Linked DNA regions of Mus musculus: all the other regions are linked to region 3. A link is a contact called in ENCODE POLR2A ChIA-PET data. All regions are on one chromosome and are shown on one strand. The core of a region is the stretch at or near the end of the contact, and the rest is flanking DNA. Distances in the headings are between cores, read along the strand shown.

Evidence for each region. ChIA-PET counts read pairs that join two places held with the same protein, here RNA polymerase II (POLR2A).
Region 1: POLR2A ChIA-PET joins it to region 3 with 23 read pairs in Patski. The contact joins the promoter of Spryd4 here to the promoter of Pan2 in region 3. POLR2A ChIA-PET finds 5 or more read pairs at or near these places in 3 of 5 experiments (Patski and embryonic stem cell).
Region 2: POLR2A ChIA-PET joins it to region 3 with 13 read pairs in embryonic stem cell. The contact joins the promoter of Gls2 here to the promoter of Pan2 in region 3. POLR2A ChIA-PET finds 5 or more read pairs at or near these places in 3 of 5 experiments (Patski and embryonic stem cell).
Region 4: POLR2A ChIA-PET joins it to region 3 with 21 read pairs in embryonic stem cell. The contact joins the promoter of Rnf41 here to the promoter of Pan2 in region 3. POLR2A ChIA-PET finds 5 or more read pairs at or near these places in 3 of 5 experiments (Patski and embryonic stem cell).
Region 5: POLR2A ChIA-PET joins it to region 3 with 15 read pairs in Patski. The contact joins the promoter of Ankrd52 here to the promoter of Pan2 in region 3. POLR2A ChIA-PET finds 5 or more read pairs at or near these places in 4 of 5 experiments (Patski and embryonic stem cell).

The regions. Positions count from the first base shown.
Region 1 is chr10:128,210,516-128,213,215 of GRCm38, reverse strand. Spryd4 (SPRY domain containing 4) reads left to right here and starts at 1,422. Exons shown (of 2, transcript NM_025716.2): 1 at 1,422-1,507; 2 at 1,825-2,700. The coding sequence starts at 1,423. The coding sequence ends at 2,363.
Region 2 is chr10:128,193,186-128,195,885 of GRCm38, reverse strand. It overlaps Gls2 (glutaminase 2 (liver, mitochondrial)), which reads right to left and starts at 1,251. Exons shown (of 18, transcript NM_001033264.3): 1 at 979-1,251. The coding sequence starts at 1,160.
Region 3 is chr10:128,301,948-128,304,647 of GRCm38, reverse strand. Pan2 (PAN2 poly(A) specific ribonuclease subunit) reads right to left here and starts at 1,313. Exons shown (of 26, transcript NM_133992.3): 1 at 1,177-1,313; 2 at 155-553. The coding sequence starts at 436.
Region 4 is chr10:128,410,256-128,412,955 of GRCm38, reverse strand. Rnf41 (ring finger protein 41) reads right to left here and starts at 1,340. Exons shown (of 7, transcript NM_001164237.1): 1 at 1,131-1,340. It also overlaps a transcript of Nabp2 not described here.
Region 5 is chr10:128,375,685-128,378,384 of GRCm38, reverse strand. Ankrd52 (ankyrin repeat domain 52) reads right to left here and starts at 1,261. Exons shown (of 28, transcript NM_172790.2): 1 at 1,136-1,261; 2 at 733-816; 3 at 219-297; 4 at 1-32. The coding sequence starts at 1,162.

The DNA of each region.
Region 1 (2,700 bases), core at 173-2,672, 92 kb after region 3:
CAGAGCCTTCCCACCGTGCTATACAGTTCCTTCCCTTCGGCATTTGCAAGTCTGCAGCAGGTCCCTCTCGTGTTTCCTTCCTCTCTTACCCTGGGCCACTCCTGGAAAGTGAGGTTACTCTTCCCAGTTTTGAGGTATGCGACATACCTCAAAGTATTAAAAGTAGTTTTGTAATTAGAAGGGGAAAAAAAAAGTTAACCTGCATCTCTACAGTTACGGGGCTGAAAAGGCTGGGCCTGACTGAACCCTAGTGGAGAGAATGAGTCACTGCACCACCCCACACACACTTTCAAGCTCATTTATACATTAAAAAATAATGAGGTAGCCGGGCGTTGGTGGCGCACACCTTTTATCCCAGCACTCGGGAGGCAGAGGCAGGCAGATTTCTGAGTTCGAGGCCAGCCCGGTCTACAGAGTGAGTTCCAGGACAGCCAGGACTTCACAGAGAAACCCTGTCTCGAAAATAATAATAATAATAATAATAATAATAATAATAATAATAATAATAATAATAATAACAATAATAATAATAATGAGCACAAGTCATGTTGTTAATCCCAGCACTCCGCGGGCTGAGGCAGGCCGATCCTTGAGACCCTGTCTCAAACTATAATAATAAAAAACTGATATACAGAGAAACCCTGTCTCGAAAAAAACAAAACAAAAACAACAAAAAAAAAACAACAAAAAAAAACTGAGCACAACCTGGCACTTGGGAAATTGAGGCAGCAGGATCTAGAGTTTGAGGCCTGCAAAGGTTACATAGTAACTCTGTCTCAGAAGACAGAACAGTAAGCTTGAATGTAGACACATTCTGTCCAAAGAGAATGCTGAGGCTCTGGGAAACGGATTTACGCTTTTTTTTTTTTTTTTTTTTTAAATAATGTGTGGTGCTCTGCCTGTCCTGGAACTTGGTATGTAGACCAGACTGGCCTCGAACTCATAGAAAACTGCCTGCCTCTGCCTCCTGAGGGCTGTGTGTCACTCCCCCCGCCCCCCCCGGATTAAACTACTTTAAAAAAATACTTCTTTTATCTTGCCAGACTTGGTATCGCATGCATTAATTTAGTCTCAGCACTTGGGTGGCAGAGGCAGGTAGATTTTTATGAAATTGAGGCCAGCCATGACTACATAATGAATTCCAGGCCAATCCAGGCTACAGGAGACCCTGTTTCAAAACCAAACAAATCAGAGACTCTGTTTACACAGGCTCTCTGGGTGTGTGTGTGTGTGAGAGGGGTATCCTACTTAGTTGAGATATAATCAGTACGTCTCTTCACGTATTGATCTAGCTCGCCAGACTAGAAATCACCGAGATACCGATTTCTCACGACACTCGCGTCTCGCACCACGTGCTCCGGGCGCGGACCAGTCATTGGTCGGTGTCCCCTGGGGGCGTGCCCCGTGCATCTGTGGCACAAGATGGCGCTGCCCTTTGCACGCTGTTGGAAGTTGTACCGCTGGGGCACCAAGCGATGGGGGGTCCCTGCTGTGGAATCCCGGAGAGGTAGGCATATTTCTTTTTTACTGTCACTCCAAAGTAGTTAACGTGTCATTCCCAGAGCGCGATCAGAGAACTCCACTCCTCATTTCTCCTCTCTCCCCTCTGCCTTGATCTAGCAAGATTCCAAACCTGGGGCACCGGCTTCTGGCTTCCCCAGTCAGTGATTTGCAGCTCCCAGGGCTGTCTTACTAAAGCGGCACCTCTGCTCTTTCCATGTTAACATTTGACATTGACTTTTCTCGATTTCCCGTCATCGCCTGGACAGCTTTCAGATCAAACACAGCCCTAGGTTTACGAGTTCTTTTTTGCTCTGCCCTCAGGCATCAGTTTCAAACTGGAAGAAAAAACGGCCCACAGCAGCCTGGCACTCTTCAGAGGCGACACGGGTGTCAAATATGGCTTGGTGGGACTGGAACCCACCAAGGTGGCCCTGAATTTGGAGCGCTTCCGGGAGTGGGCAGTGGTGCTCGGAGACACCACAGTCACCAGTGGCAGACACTACTGGGAGGTAACAGTGAAGCGCTCCCAGCAGTTCCGGATAGGAGTGGCAGACGTGGACATGTCCCGGGACAGCTGCGTTGGTGCTGATGATCGTTCCTGGGTGTTCTCCTATGCCCAGCGCAAGTGGCACAGCATGTTGGCCAACGAAAAAGCTCCAATTAAGGGTATTGGGCAACCAGAGAAGGTGGGGCTGCTGCTGGACTATGAGGCAAAGAAGCTGAGCCTGGTGGATGTGAGTCGGATCTCTGTGATCCACACACTACAGACAGATTTCCGGGGCCCAGTGGCACCTGCTTTTGCTCTTTGGGATGGAGAGCTGCTAACCCACTCAGGACTCGAAGTGCCCAAGGGCCTCTAATGTGGCCAAGACCCTGAATCGTGCTCATGGTCAGCTTTCTGTCCTTAGTGTCTAAAGCGATTTTACTTTGTTTCAAGCAACTGGTAGCTCTCACAATTCTGTTGGGATCCTTTGTGCAATATTGTAGCCATCTTCCCCTGGGCCCTACTCTGTAAGAGCTAGGTATACAGCCAAAGTCGCCAGTTTCCTAGGTCATCAGGGGATTCGCCTCCTCAGGCCAGTTCTTTGGGTCCTTCTACTTGTGCCCACACACCTTAGACTGTTCAGTCCTGCGGTCCTGCCTCTCGGCCCGTCCCTTATCCACATGTAACTTGTTTTGGGGGCTCACCAGATTCTC
Region 2 (2,700 bases), core at 2-2,501, 110 kb after region 3:
TAATTATGGTGTGCATATGTTTCTAAATATCACTAAGCTGATATGATAGGGAAAAAACGGTCCATTTCCTATACTGCCATAATGAGGCAGGAGCTACCAGGACAACGTCCAGCTGGATGTCTGAGGATAACAAATTTCATGCTTTGAAAACACTCCTCTTGGGGCTGGAGAGAAAGCCCAGCTACTAAGCATTCCTGGGCAATGTATGCTGGGGGGGGGGGGGTCGACTTCCTGGGTTGAAGATGGCCCCAAAGGGGAAAAACACTTCAATTTAGAGAGGCAGAGCAACGCAATAGCTGACTGGTTTAGGAACTGTCTCACAATTTTCTCATTTATGAATAATCAACGCATTCCAAAACCAAGTTGGAAACTTGATTATCAGTGTTTTGCCAGCATATAAGATATTCCACGGTTAAGCTCTGCTACAAAAACACTCCGGACACATACGCACCTACGTGCGCATCAGCAATGACGCACACCGCACATTACCCACTGACGACAGGCAGAGACAAGAAACCCCACACAGTCAGACCCAAGCGCACTTGGACCTGGGGCAGGAAGCTGTTCGATATCCACAAAATTCCCTAAAATACTGGGACCAGAGAAGAGAGGCTGGGGATGGGCAGGTGTGCACTCGGCCCTGCACTCAGACACGTGCACCAAGCAACACTCCGCGCCCATCTGCGTTCCCAAATAAGTACGCACCTTGGACAGGCATCATCTCGAAGACCGACCTGCCCAAACGCCCTCCCGGGCGGACAGCACCTGACCGCCCGAGCGCGGCGGACAGCACCTGACCGCCCGAGCGCGGCGGACCCAAAGCCCCACATCTAAAGGAAAAGGCATCGCAGGCTAGTGAGCGCGGAGAGGAGATGAGATGCGCTCGCTCTCTGGGGAAGGGGACTCCCAGGGAGCTAGCGAGAACGACAGTGGGAGTGGGAGCCAGCCTGTCCCCTGCCCCTGTCCCGCGAGCCTTACTGATCCGAGTGCTGCGGCTGGTGGCTGTGCGGCGTCCCCCTGCCCTGCGCTGCGGCCTCACCGAGGTAGTACCGGACGCCCCTGCCCAGAAGCGGGCCCCGGCTCGGATGACCCCAGCCTCCCCGCCGACCGTGGCTGCCCGCGCGGCTCAGCGCGTTCTGCAGAGCCCTCATGGAGCGCATGCCCCCGGCGCGCCACCCGCTCGGCCCGGGCGCTCCAGACGTGCGAGCGGCGGCGAGGAGGGAGGGGCGGAAGAGTGGCGGGCGAGACTAGGAGCCCGGGAGCAGTCCTGGGGCCAGTGGAGCCTGCGGGGGGGGGGTGGGGGGGGGAAGGACCGGCCCGGTGGGAGTGGTTGGGGTCCGGGGAGGGGCCAGTCCGGGACGACTCGGATCCCGCAGGTACACCCATAGTCCCCTCACAGCCTCCAGCCAGGAGCGCCACGGGTTCGATTGAGGAGAAGCTGGAGGCGGCTGGGTGGGGAGGGGGCGTGGTCTGGAGTCAAAAGGGACAGGAACCGCGTCCAATCACTGAGGAGGAGGAACGCTGGGAGGCGGGGAAAGGCGCGGGAGGCTGGGACAGTCGGGACACCGGCGCGCGTCAGAGCTTTGGCGGGGAGAGGATCGGCCTCTGCGCAGTCGGAGTTCGTGGAAACGCGCCAGGGCTGGGGACGACGGAGTGCTCTGGTGCAGATGAAAACGCCACACTTTCAAAGAGAGATGAGAGCGAGCGGGATGCGGGAGCCACGTAGTGACCTTCCATGTTCGAAGGCCAGGGGTGGCCAGTGCACACTTACAGGCAGGCGGTGCGGGCTGCAAACACCCCAATCACGGATGCGCGCTGGCGCTGAGTGGACAGAAAGACGGTCCAGAAGCAGCCCGCCGCGCTTCATTGCTAGGCGTCATGGAGCCCAGGTTCTTAGGTCATTTGGTGGCTGCGGAGGACTTATAGTCTCTCTCTAAAGTTCTCTTTCTCTAAAGTTCACGTATTAAAATAAGCCAGTGAACTCAAAATCTTCCCCCCCCCCACCCCCCCCAGACAGGGTTTCTCTGTATAGCCCTGGCTGTCCTGGAACTCACTTTGTAGGCCAGCCTGGCCTCGAACTCAGAAATCCGCCTGCCTCTGCTTCCCAAGTGCTGGGCCGGCTGAAATCTTTTTTTATTGTTGTTTTAGAAACAGGGCTTTGAGATATAGCCCTTGTTGCCGTAGTACTCAGTTTGTAGCCCGTGTTGGCCTTGAATTCGTGGCCAACCTTCTACCTCAACTTCTCAAGTGCTAGAATTGCAGGGGTGTGCAACACCACACGCATGCCGGTGCGCGTGCACACACACACAAACACACACACACACACGACAAAAAAGCAAAGAAACACAAAACATATACGTGCTCCCCCAATTGTTTTTAGTTTTAAGACCTGGCCTCTCCGTATCTCTTAGAACTTACGAGCTAGACCAGCCTGACCTCAAACTCTCAGATCCACCTACTTTAGGCTCCAGAGTGTTGGGATTAAAGGTGTGGTCTTGGTTTGTAGTGGAGAAAATGCACAAAATTTAGGAGAATTAAAAATGTGGTGGTCAGCATTCCTGGAGTCCCAGCGCCAGGGATGTGGAGACAAGTGGGTCAGTAGTTCAACGTCATCTGAAAGAGTCCAAGGCCAGCGTGGGCTTCGAAAGCTTTCACTCACCTGACCTCAGCCCTCACAGCACTTTGACTTAGCAGGAATTA
Region 3 (2,700 bases), core at 64-2,563:
AATCTCTCCACTCCCTTGTTGGTTTGAAAGACCCAGCTAACTCTCATCAGTTCAACTCAGTTTTGACTACCTGCAAAGAGCTGTCCTTGGGCAAAGACCAGATAAAGATTTCTAATACACCCTTTCAGCCTTCAGAAAGGGGTATAGTTCTTACCCCATGGCTCCCCACCCACAGCATCTCCTCATGTAAATCAAAGTGGGAGACAGACACAGGCACTCCCACTTCAGCCACCACGCTGTGCAACTCAGAGTAGACACCTTCCATTATGTGCACTGACTCCTGGACAGGAAGAGCCTCCAAGGCCACTCCCTCTGGGTCTAGCTCCACATTCTGTAGCAAACTTGGATTCAGGTGGGCATCCAGGACTGGGTCCAGGGTAGAATGCATAGCTGGGGAAAATTCGGCCAGTCCAGGATCCAGACCCTCAAAGTTCATGACGATAGTGGCCGCTGGTCAGACCGGAGTCACACCCTCCCTTGCCACGCTTCCTACAGACAAGTGACCCAGCCTTCAGGAGGACAGCACCAGTGAACCTAGAATGGACATTCTGGCCTGCAAGGGAAAGAGGCAGCGCAGTCAGGGATAGGCCTAGGTACTGGAAGTATCTTCTATGTGGACAGGACAATCAGGTAGGCAGAGGGGATGAGACTGCCAGGCAAAGACGGAAGCATGCATGAAGAGGACAAGGGCAACGCTGTACTGTGAGTGGCATGACAGTGTCCCTTACTCTGCACCTCTAAACTTCCTAAGTTCCCTGCCAGCCCACCAAATGATCTAACTCTTGACTTCCCTTTCTCCTGAACCACAAGGTGAAGGGAGCGGGTTTGATAGGGGCTGGAGTTCGGGGGAGAGCTCTGAAATGCTTGTTTCTTAGAATTGGACATGAGACAAAGGGGCTGGGCGGTGAAGGGGGCAAGACAAGCCAGTTTCCCAGAATCCTTTACAGTGGTTACCCAGCATTCTCCAGGGGGTGGGTAACAAGAACGGCCAGTTACCCACAAACGGGGCGGGGGTAAGGGGGAAGTAATGGAAACGGATAGCTACCCAGAATTCTTTGAGCGAACCAGAGAAACTGGTTACCCAGAATTCTCCCCCAGCGCAGGGGACGGGAGGGGAAGGATTAGGGCAAAGGTCAAGACGTGTTCCTGGGATGCTTACGGGGAATGGGTCATTACCAAGATTTCTCCATGGCGGATATTTTGGAGCGCGTGGAATTCAAACGAGTAGGGGGTAGAGAAAGCGCCGTCAGCTCCGCGGGAAATTCCAGTTTCCCTACTACTCCCCCGCCTCTAGCTCAACCTAACCCAAGCAAGACGGACGGTGGATTGGCAGCCATCGCTTCCAATCAGCGGGGGCCACGGGCTCATCCCAGCCAATCAGAAAAAGCCAGGTACAGGCAGCGCCTGAGAAGGAGAGTGACGTAGCCTCCGCCAAAACAAGGTTACGGAATGCCACCGGGGACAAACTGAATCAGGCGCGGATCTATTTGGTGTTACGAAAAGTAATCCCTTCGCTCTCAGGCTTTGTTAAGCAAAATTAACTTTAGACTTTGAAGCCAAGCTTTTACGCTCCCTGAATAAGAACTAGACTAAAGGGGCGCCAGAGGCTAAGCACTGGGACTCGCCCGGTGGGTATTCCCAGCGTGGCCTTCATCATTCCCGGCGTATAGACCTTCATCTTGCTGTGCCTGTGAGCCATTCCAATACCTCTGACCCTGTACCCCCGAAACTCACTGGCATTTCCTATGACTTCTAGATGTGGGGAAGAAAAAGGAAGCGGGAGCCTGACTTCTAGTGTGGCCCAAGTGGCCACCTTTTCTCTATTTCTAGAGGCATCCATCTGAAATTCCCATCAATGTTTGTGTCGTCCCCAGAGGTCCCCTAATTTTCCCAAGAAACAAGTCTCCTAGACTGTCAAAATTCCCCTAGACCGTGGAGCTGGACATTGACCCCAAGAGAGAGATAAACAGTAAACTGAGTCAACTGAGCTGTAGCTATTCTGAGGGGTTCTTGATTAATCTCCAACTAAGAGATCCTACTGCCTCTCCCTCTCCTGTGAGAGTGTGTCACCGTGTCTAAAATATTTGGGGGTACTGGCTGTGTACTAAACTGCTTTGGAATTGGTCCAGGCTGTGAGATGTCTTAGGTTGCCCAAACTCAGCTCTGTCATCTCTGTTTTTAAAGGCCCTGTGCCACTAGTGGTCCATACCTACAATACCTGCATTATTAAAGCAGAGGCAGGAATCCCTTACAAATTCGAGGCCAGCCTAGGCTACATAGATAGTAAGGACCAGGCTTGCTATGGCTACATGGTGAATATCCCTTTCAACAGGTGCCTGTGGAAGAAAGTTCTCACCAATAATAAACACCAATAATAAAACTTTTAAAGCATTTATTGGGCCAGGCATAGTGGAGGTATATTTGTAATGGCAGTAATCCTGAGGCAGGAGGATTAGTGTTCAAGGTTAGCTTCTTCTATATAGCAAGTCCCAGGCTAGTCAGGTTACATGAGACCCTGTTTCAAACAAACAAAAACCAGGCTAAGTGGGATGGCAATCCCACCACTCAGGAGGCAGAATGGATTTCTGTGAATTTGAGGACAGCTTGGTCTACGTAGTGAATTCTAGGCCGACCAAGGTTAGACAGTGAGACCCTGTCTCAAAACACCCCCCTCATCCAAATAAAAATGTATTTCTTTTC
Region 4 (2,700 bases), core at 91-2,590, 110 kb before region 3:
CAAACAGATATGACACTTGCATTTTCTAACCTATTGTCCTGCAAATCAAATGAGATAAACTCTGAGTGCACGTGTAAGACTGCTGTATTACTTGTTGCAACAGAATGGCAAAATAAACTCACAGTGAGAACCAGAGGAAATGCTTGAAAATGCTTGTTCCTTCTTTTCAATCACTGGGAAGTAGGCCCTGCCACAAGGTTTACTGAAGACACTGCATAACAAATGCACCCCTCACCCTCCCTTGGCACTATCCAATCCCACTCTTTCTTGGGGGAACACTAGTAGCCACCCATCCTGCTACAGTAGTTAAAACTACTGTATAAGAAGTAGCTGCCAAGATTCTCATAGGTCAATCTCCCAAGAACAGTGGCCTTGGTAACCATCACATTTGCTACCAGTTGAAATGAAGTTTCATGAAATGAAGTTAGTGTACCAATCCAAAACACCCTCATCCTGCTTTTTCAGGTCTTTCTCCTGCCCCTACTCCCACCCCCCCTCACTCTCTACCCCACAAATGCCCTGCCTCCTGGACTGGGGTGGGCTTTCCAGTGTATTAAACGAGTGGATGGATCGTGCGTATCAGAGAGCGGGGCTGCAAATCATTCAGGGTCAAAGATGTAAGGAATGTAAGAGTCCTCCACGGAGAGGCGGGAGGGGAGAGAAGCGGCGAAGGAATAAAAGAGAAAGACAAGGCTGCCAAAGACAAGGCATGGGAAAGAAGCCAAGCTATGGCGCTTGGAGGGCGGAGGTTTGGGTTCCGCGGTCCCTGCCAAGGCTAGCCCCCAGAACGTTCCCTTCGCCTCCAGGCCTGTCAATCATTGCCATTTAAACTCCATGTTGTCCCTCAGCCCCAGCAATCAGCTCCTCCCGGGTCCTCAGGCTGGCCCAAGGCCACTCCCGCACTTCCCGAGGCTCTCCCTACTCCAGAGGATCTTCCAAAGCTCCAGAGCCCCCAGCTAGCTCACCTCCCGACTCCTCCCAGCTGAGCTCCCTTCCTCCATTTTCCTCCTCCTCTCCACCCTTCCTCCCTACCCCCAGCACTTCGGACCCAGGCACCAATCCACAGGGACCTCGCCCCCTCTCCCCCCCAACCCCCCAGGGTTAGAAGCTCGCCCAGGCGCATTACGCACCACCCGGAACGCAGCCTGGTTTCTCCGGACGCGGGGCCTGGCTGCAGCTGAGGACACGGCGGCCGCGTAGCACACTGTGTGCCCGGTCTCAGCCTTTCCCCGTAGGGGAAGGGGAAGGTAAGGATGGGGAAGAAGGTTCCGACCACTCCTCGCTGTCTCGGGTTAGCCCTTAGCCACGCCCACTGCTGCTACGCAACGGGGCGGAAGCTCGTCACCAAGCCCCGCCTCTCTATTTAACTCGGCGGCGCCTGGATGCTCCTTGCGAGCGGCCTATGAGAGGCGGGGGCTAGCTGGGCCTCCGCTCTGGGCCGGAAGTTCTTAGGACGGACAGTGTAGCCTTTTGGGAGGGAGGGCTCTATGTGCTTCAGGTGTGAAGCTCCGGGGCGACCCTGGGTGTCCCGCCTTGCAGAGTTACTTGGTGCTGGGTGGTGCACGGCTCGGGTGCCAGACCTGGTGCAGCGCTGGGACGAGGTCGCCGCGGGGCAGCTGGTCTGCAGCGTGGCCTGCTGTCCTCCCAGCCCTTCAGTTTCCAGAGCTGTGGTCAGCATCCCGGAGCCTCCCGACCTGTGACTCACAGTCATGGGGATGGATGCTGCTGTTAACTTAGGAGGCCGCAGGATGGAGAGGGAGGGAGTGTCTCACCGCAAAGCTTTGATCTAGGGTGCTGCAGGGGTCGTCCACCTCCCAGCCACACACTCTTGTAGTATTCCTGATGGCTCTTCAAAAACTCAGACCGCCCGAAACATTAATGGATTTGATTTCCTAAGGCTGCAACACTGTGGTTAGGGGAAATGGGTGGGAGAGAACCCGAGGAGAGTCGTGGTGGAGTTTAAAGCGCTCTGTGTTAGGTAAGCGGGGAAGCAAGACAAGGAATGCAATTACATTACCTCTTAGGCTAATCTGGTGTCAAATAGTATTTGTTGTAGATACTCTCTTTTTTAAAGGGCAATTCACATTAGTACATATGTAACTAGCTTATTCGTGAGAATACAGAGCTAGCTGCTTCCTTTGAAGACAATATGACGAGTACCAGAGGAAACTTAAGCTTCTAGGTGTCTCTGAGATACAATAAAATAAGGAAACAGGAATCGGATGTGCCTTTGTGAACCAAGTCAAACTTGCTTCCCTCCCCTCCCTCTCCCCTAGTCAGGGTTTCTCTTTGTTGCCCTGGCTGTCCTGGAATTCACTATGTAGGATAGGCTGGCCTTAAACTCAAGAGATCCGCCTACCTCTTGCCTCCCCAGTGTCCACCTGGCTTGAGGCTTGCTTTTTATGTTCCGGGTTCAACGTCTTTCAAAGGAGAGTGAATCTGCGTATTATCTTTCTATGGCGAAAATGCTGCTTGTCCCAGAGCCCTGAGCCGAACCGTTCGGTACATTAAAGATGATGTGTAAGCTCCTGCCATGTCCAAGGTACTGGCTTTTAACTAACTTTCCATTTTCATGTGTAAAATGGGCAGTGGTGGCGCACGCCTTTATCCCAGTACTTGGGAGGCAGAGGCAGGTGGATTTTTAAGTTGGAGGCCAGGCTGGTCTACAGAGTGAGTTCCAGGACAGCCAGGGCTACACAG
Region 5 (2,700 bases), core at 12-2,511, 74 kb before region 3:
CCACAGTGTGTCCTTAGCGTTGACGTTAGCACCTGTGTGGACACAATTTGCTATTTTGTTGGGATTTGAGGAGGGGGAGGGAAGGAAACCAATAATCAGAGTGGGGAACCTGAACGGACAGAAAGCCATTCTTGTACCAAGCACCAGCAATCAATCCTCGGATCTAAAAAGACTTCTCCCCTCCCTAGATGCCGCACCTCCCAGCTCCCCACTTTCACCTGACATCAGTAGCAACTGGAGGATGGGGACATCGCCTACGTAGGCAGCAGCATGCAATGGGGTTCGCCTCTCTTGGTCCTGGAAAGGCAGAAAAGAGAAGCAGCTGTAGAGAGAAATTATCCTGAACGCCAGTTCTAGTATGAGAACTCCAAGCCCTTCCCTTCCTCTAGGTTCTTCTGCAGGGTCTTAAATCCCAATATCGGGCTTCAAAAGCCAGCATCCTGGGAGGGTGGAGTCAGGGCTACCGACCAAGAAACCTACTCCTTCCCGGAGGGGTGGGGGCGCTGCAGACCCCGATGGTTGAGAAGGGGACAGGGTTTTCTGGGCATCCCCAGAACCCATGATCGGTGCTCCATGCCTGACCAACCTTAAATGCGGAGCAGGCTCCCATTTCTGGGTAGAAAGAGCTGCAGTTTCATCAGAGCAGAGGAGAAACGGAGCCGCCCCACTTGTGGGGAGGGGTCCCGAACCCCTCCGGATTCCGGCTCGCCATCCTCCCTGCTCCCAACTCACCAGTACATTGATGTTCTCCTTCTGCGAGAGGAGGGAACGCACTTCCTCCACATCTCGGCTAAAGATGGCCTGGACCAGGGGCGGCTGCAGGGAGAACCAGCTTTCAGGGAGCGGGCCCGAGCCACGGCGTTACCAGGAGGTGGGGGAGCACACAGGTTGGAGGGGGGCGTCGCTGGAGGGGCTCCGCTACAGGGGTCCTGGCTGCAGCGGATTCCCGCCGTGCCCCCACCGGTCGCCAGGCCCCCAAGGACACCCGCTCCACGGAGTGGAGCACGGCGTGGGGCGCGGCGGGAGCCGCGGGAACCCCGGGCTCGGGCCCAGCCTAGGCCGCACATCCCCGGGCTCGCGTGGCGGCGGTGCCGGGGCCTGGGAAGAGGAAGTGGGGAAGGGTGGGAGGGCTGACCTGGTCCGTGATGCTGAGGATCCCCATGGCCCGGCCCAGGCTCCGTCCGCATCGAGCTCGCGGCAGCGGCGGCAGCGGCGGCGGCGGCTCCACCGGGGACACGGGGCGGCCCAGGCGGCGGCTGCGGCGGCGGCTGCGGGGAGAGGGCGGCCCCGCCTACCGGGGGGCGGGCGAGCGGGAGCCCGCAGCGCTCCCTGGCGGCGAGCCTTGGCCGGGCCTCGGGGTGCTCGCTGTCCGCGCAGGCTGCCCAGGCCTCGGCGCCCTCGCCCCGCGCCAGGACGGCCAGGGCGGCCCGGGCTCCCCCTACCCCGCGCGCGGGTTCCGCAGCTCCGCCAGCGGACCGCGCTGTGCCCTCCGTTGCAGTCGGGCGGCCCGAGGGGTCTCTCGCAGGCCCATGGCACGGAGTCGGGTCTCGCTCCCCCAGTGACTCCCGAGCCCAGGACCAAACAGCGGGCGAGAGCTCACCCAGCCCACAATGCTCCGGTAGAGCGGACGCCTCCGACCGTACTCACACCCCCAAGTACCCCAGAGATAGTGGAAACTCGGAGTGTGGCGACCCGAGACTTATAGATGGCCCCAGAACCAGTCTCCACTGGGTAGAAAGAAAATAGCAAGATTGCTAAGCTGCAGAAAAATCTCAAAAGACTCCTGCTTCAGGAAGCCTCCGTGAAGAGCTGGACACTTGGCAGCTGAAGAAAGGCCTCTAAGCCCAACAGCAACTCCATAATTACCCTGCCAGATTAGGGTAGTAACTGTTTCTCCCGGTAAAAAGGCAGTAGAGAGGAACTCCCCCTCACCCATTGGAGAGGTCAAAAGAGGCAGCCAATCAGGGACAGTTGGCCGAGGGAGAAAGAAAAGTGGAGACTGATAGATGGGTACAATTTATAAAAGATGCTTTAGAGCCAGGTGTGAATCATTTATAAGATTCCTGCGCTCTGGAACCTGAAGCAGGAGGATTGTGTATTCAAGAACTGTCCTGGCTACATCATGAGCCCCAGTTCCTTTGTGTTGCTACGATAACAATGACCAAACCAACTAAAAGAAGGAAAGGGTTTAGTCCATCTTTGAGAAAACTTAGGGCAGAAACTCAGACTTGAACTTGAACGAAGAACCCAGGGAGGAATGAACCCAGGCTCAAGCTTAACCAGATCTCTTATCTAATTTAGGGCCACCTGACTAGGGATGGTACTACCCACAGTGGACCGGGTCTGCCTATATCCATTAGCCAACAAGAAAGTGTTGGGCCTGGGCAGGTGGTTCAGCTAGTTAACGAGCATTGACCACTCTTCCAAAGGGCCCAAGTTTAATCCCCAGCAGCCACTTAGCAACTAATAGCGGATTGTAACTCCAACTGCAGAAATTTTTGGTGGGTAAAACATTCATACGTGAGATTTAAAAAAAAAAAAAGTAGTTTATAAGTTAAATTGAAAAGAAATCACTCTGTCTCAAATCTCACCGCCAAACAACAACAACAACAACAATAATAATATATAATAATAAGGGCTGGAGAGATGGCTCAGCAGGTAAGAGCACTGACACTGACTGCTCTTCCAAAGGTCCTGAGT